Linked DNA regions of Homo sapiens: region 2 is linked to region 1. Evidence: chromatin loops called from intact Hi-C (ENCODE). Cell type or tissue: adrenal gland. All regions are shown on one strand.

Region 1 (2,500 bases):
CCAGCCTGGCAACAGAGTGAGCCTGTCTTAAAAAAAAAAAAAAAAAAAAAGAAAGAAAAGGAAAAGAAAAAAAAAGAAAAGAGACACTGGGGAGTCCTAGAGAGGAGTGGAGAGGAGAAGGAGGGGGACAAGGTTGAAAAACTGACTCTTGGGTACTATGCTCACTCCCTGGGTGATGGGTTCCATTGTACCCCAAACCTCAGCATCACACAATATTCCCATGTAACAACCTGCACAGGTACCTCCAAATCTAAAATAAAACTTGGAGGAAAAAAAGTTGACCTTTAAACATTATAACACAGAAAGAAGCCAGAGAGGCCATTGTGGGCCCTGTGCAACTGAAGTTATGAAGGAGAAGAAATGTGGATCGGATGAATGTATAAAGTAGATGTAGACTGACAGGCGAGACACAGCAGGAGAGAGCAGGGAACAGGAGGCCTGGAGGAGCCCATGACTGTGTCAAGGGCAGAATACCCGAGTGAAACCCACACACTCCTGCTCCCGCGGCCCCTGGGGCAGCCCTAAATCCAGAAGTGTCCTTTTGCAGCTCCAAGACTTCAATTCGCCTGTCCGGCTTTTCCCGGGCTCCTGTGCCTGGATATCTCCTTCATCACCCACCAGGCTCTCATTCCTTGAGTGTCTTTTGGTTTTTTCTTTTCTTTTCTTTTTTTTTTTTTTTTTTTTTTTTTTTGAGACGGAGTCTCGCTCTGTCACCCAGGCTGGAGGGCACTGGCGCGCGATCTCGGCTCACTGCAAGCTCCGCCTCCCGGGTTCACGCCACTCTCCTGCCTCAGCCTTCCGAGTAGCTGGGACTACAGGCGCGCCCGCCACCAGGCCGGCTAATTTTTTGTATTTTTAGTAGAGACGGGGTTTCACCGTGTTAGCCAGGATGGTCTCGATCTCCTGACCTCGTGATCCGCCCGTCTTGGCCTCCCAAAGTGCTGGGATTACAGGCATGAGCCACCGCGCCCGGCCTGTTTTTTTTCTTACGACCAGAAGAGTCCTTTCTTAAACAGGGATCTTAGATGTAATTGCACTTTTCAGCTGAGTAAGAGGAGAGAAATACAAGAAAAGAGCCATTCATTCGCTGAACACATGTTGAGAACTCTCTGTGCCCTGAGCCACTTTGGGGAGACAATGATAACTTGAATCCACAGTATTATAAAGGGAAGAAAGAAGACAGACAGCTAAGCAAGTAATTCTACTGCGATGAGATGAGCATGAGAGGAGGAGGAAGGAAATGATTGTCTCCAAACCCCAGCATCCTCAGAGTCAAATGTCTCCAAAGCATAAACCACACTGGAAATGTATGCTTGGAGTTGAAGATGAGATGCAAATGTTTGATAATGAACAGGCATATGGGAAATTTATTTCAGCTCCCCTCCTTACCACTACCCCGGACCTGCAATCCTTCCATCTCTATTAAAAAGAATTTAAAACAAACAAACAAACAAGGTGTATCCTGAGAGCTTTGCACAGATTAATTTTTACAGTGGGTGAAGCCCACAAAAGTGCAGCCTTTGGTTACAAAGAACTGTGATAACAAAAGCGGTATCCATGGTAACTGATCAGAAACATAGGAAATCTATGACGAATCTCTGATGAAACAGATAATCCGACTAGATGATACTGACTCATTAATCTAGTTATGGAACCTTACAAGAAAAATAATTGTACCTTCAGAGAAGCAGGAGACCCACATCTCAACACAGTATCCATCTGCATCAGGGACTCCAAGGGAATCACCTTTTTCTCCGAAAATAGATAGGGAACTGAGACCCAAAATCTCAGTGTGTGTTGGCAAGTTGGGGGACGGGCAGGAGGCATGTAATGAGGAAGAGCTTGCATATTCTGATGGGGAAAATTTAGCCTCACTTTCTTGATTCACTTATCTCATGGGCATTTAATATATCCACTGGCCCATGCGTGTAATCCCAACACTTTGGGAGGCCGAAGTGGGAAGACTGCTTGAGATCAGCAGTCTCAAAAAAAAATCTTGTTTTTTTTGAGACAGGGTCTCACTGTCACCCAACCTCCCCCTCCCAAGTTCAAGCGTTTTTCCTGCCTCAGCCTCCTGAGTAGCTGGGACTACAGGCATGCACTATGACTCCCAGCTAATTTTTGTATTTTTAGTAGAGACGAGGTGTCACCATGTTGGCCAGGCTGGACTTGAACTCCTGACCTCAGGTGGTCTGCCCGCCTCGGCCTCCCAAAGTGCTGGGATTACAGGCATGAGCCACCATGTCTGGCCTACAAAGAAATTTTACAGGTATGGTGGCGCGCCTGTAGTAACAGCTACTTGGGATGCCAAGGTGGGAGGATTGTTTGAGGTTGGGAGTTCAAGGCTGCAGTGAGCTATGATCGCACCCCAGCACTCCAGTCTGGGTGACAGAGCGAGACCCTGTTTCAAAAAAAGAAATTTTTTTAAGGCCAGGCAAGGTGTCTCATTCCTATAATCCCAGCACTTTGGGAGGCCGAGACAGGCGGATCCTCTGAGGTC
Region 2 (2,500 bases), 320 kb before region 1:
GATGCTGGTGCTGGGAACTGAAGGCCAGTCAGGCTGCTGGGCAGGTGTGGGCACAGCTCAGGAGGAGAACCAGGTACTGGGCGGGTGTGGGCACAGCCCAAGAGGAGAACCAGGTATGAGTAGAGCTGGACGAGCCACGCACCTGGTCATGTGAGCGAGGGGAAAGGGGCCCGATGCAGAAGGCACGTGGGCGAGGAGGGACCTGTGGAATCTGAGCTGAGTCGGGGAGGGTGTGAGACCAGGAATGGCTGGGGCAGCACAAAGACACCGAGGGTCCCTGGATTCTGGTGTTGAGGCGTGGCTGGACTGTAGACACTGGGAGGAGTGGGCAGAGAAGGCCAGGTAGTCTGAATGGGCTTCTGGAACCTGAGATGGTAAAGCAGGAAGCCACAGAGAACAGACCCAGGGCCTAGGGATGAGTCGCTGAACAAGGAGGTCTTTAGAGGGGAGAAAGCCCAGGAACTGAGAAACCAAGGTGTCGTCGGAGAGAACGACACGAAACACCACAACACAGGAGAGGGCTGGACAAGAACCCGCCAGCGACCATCAGGGAGCAAAAAAGAATGGCCCCAGGGCCCAAGGGTGGCCCCACAAGCAGCAGTGGGGCGTGAAGCAGCCGAAGATGCAGACTCAAGGACAAGGGGGGACAGTGAACTAGAAGTGGCCCTGGGGACCAAGGATACCCACCCCCCCGCCCCATGCCAAGGCCCAGTAACACTCAGGCCGAGAGGAGAACACAGCCTCCACTTGAAAGGGCTGAAGGGCAGCAGTGTCCCCACGGCAGAGCCAGAGCCCCTGAGCGGAAGAAGGGGGAGGCTGCGGAGAGGGGGCTTTGCTAAGTGCAGCAGGTTCCCAAGGAAACACAGAATGTTCCAGGAGCTGGGGTGGGAGGGTCAGGAGAGGGGGCGTACAGAGCCCTACAGGAACTGGAGTCCAGGGGCAAGGGTAGACTGGGACACCACAGAGCACCATCTTGGGTTTAACGGGACCACCTATTCGAATGAATACAATCCAGAGGGAGCAGCCTCTGTCACAGGCTGGTCCTGAGTCTGTCCTGGCAAACAGGGATGAGTCTGTCCTGGCAAACAGGGATGAGTCTGTCCTGGCAGGGATGTTTCCTCAGAAGGGACAGTCTATCAAAGCACCAACAGCAACTGAGCCCCCAAGTGCATCAGCAACCTCGGACACCCAGGCTGGGGGCACCTGAAGCAGCTCAAGACCTGGCAATCAGGACCCACTGGAAGACCCCACTCACAGCGCTGGGTAGCGGGAGGCCAAAGGGCCAAGAGGAACCAGAGGTCTCCGTCCGTGCAGCCCCACCTGCCCACCCCACGCAGCTCCAGGATGTAGCGAAGAGTGGGTCTGGAAGTGTCTGCCTGGGAAGGAGTCTGCAGTAGCGGTAGGTAATCTCCCTACTGCCTTCTCTTGGGGCTGAACGGTCACTGTGTCACCGGAGAAGCCTGCGTCAGCTGCCGTCTGCCTCTGCACGTGGCCATCTCCCAAACAGCTCACTGCGTTCTGAATGAACTCAGAAATTGCCTGCCTCAATTCTGAGATTTTCAGCTCATAAGCACTGGGAGAGAACGTTCAGACCCGAGGTGCTGTATCAACCTTCCGCTAAGCACTCCTGGCAACATATTCAATGTCGACATTGTTCACCGTGTCTCCAGATCACCAGAGGGACGTGGGCACCTTGCCGCAGCGCCTCACCAATCACGACCAAAACATAAAGGGGCTGACTTAGGGGCCAGGGCCTCGTTCCACATGCAAACTCAAATTACACCCCGGAAAGAGGCAGCACAGTCATTCTCCCTGTGCCTGGGAACACACAGTACAGAGGGCCGGGCTTCCAGCGCTGCTCCCTGCAGTGGGGCCTCAAGACGAATGGCCAGCGCTCCTGTGCACGGCTCCCATAAATACCCCAGTGTGATGTTCCCATTTCTCCTTCCCAGAGTCCCCTCTTCTCCGCCTGCCTCACCCTGACAAGGACTAGAAACTCGTGGAGGCCAAGGCCCCCTGGGGCTCCTTCCCCTCCCCACCATACTCTCTCCTCCACCCACCCTACCCCCACCATTGCCTCCACAAATTGGAGTCCCTCACCTAAGAAATAGACAATGAACTCTTCTACCTTGGTGATAAACCTACAAAGACATGTTCAAATAGCCTGGTACTGCCGAGACAGATATCTCAACTGGGCACTGCCAGGTGACGTTTGCAGAAGTCTGAAGTCTACCCCGTGACTTCAGCCCTAGACTCCACACCCCCGCGATGTGTTTGATGCAGCCAAGGCCTGTTTGAGAGTCTTCATCTGAACCCACACCCGGTCGGGACCCAGAGTGGCAATGAGCAGCCAGAGTGTGGGCCCTGCACCCCAGGGACTCAGCTTCAGGCTTCTCCGCCCTGGCCCCGGAGCAGACAGATGCCGTCTCTGGAGTAGCTCAGGGTGCAGGCAGCTTATTATCTACAGACTCTCTTCCTGCCCCATCTCCCCAGGAAGGCA

What was found. Peaks named below come from ENCODE experiments on the same cell type or tissue, not always from the same donor. Only the 100,000 strongest peaks of a DNase experiment are listed, where the experiment ranks them.
Region 2: it touches region 1 in a loop (2.1-fold over the local background); 18 of 110 quality-filtered maps call a loop at or near these places.

Annotation. Positions count from the first base shown.
Region 1 is chr1:6,733,835-6,736,334 of GRCh38, reverse strand. No RefSeq gene overlaps it. Among named protein-coding and RNA genes, the nearest start is that of LINC01672, 10 kb to the right of the region's middle. In adrenal gland, no CTCF peak of the experiment used is centred here; no DNase peak of the experiment used is centred here.
Region 2 is chr1:7,050,272-7,052,771 of GRCh38, reverse strand. All of the region lies in intron 3 of CAMTA1 (calmodulin binding transcription activator 1), which reads right to left. Among named protein-coding and RNA genes, the nearest start is that of CAMTA1-AS3, 37 kb to the right of the region's middle. RefSeq lists an enhancer at 2,142-2,500. In adrenal gland, no CTCF peak of the experiment used is centred here; DNase peaks (open chromatin) are centred at 1,329 and 1,650.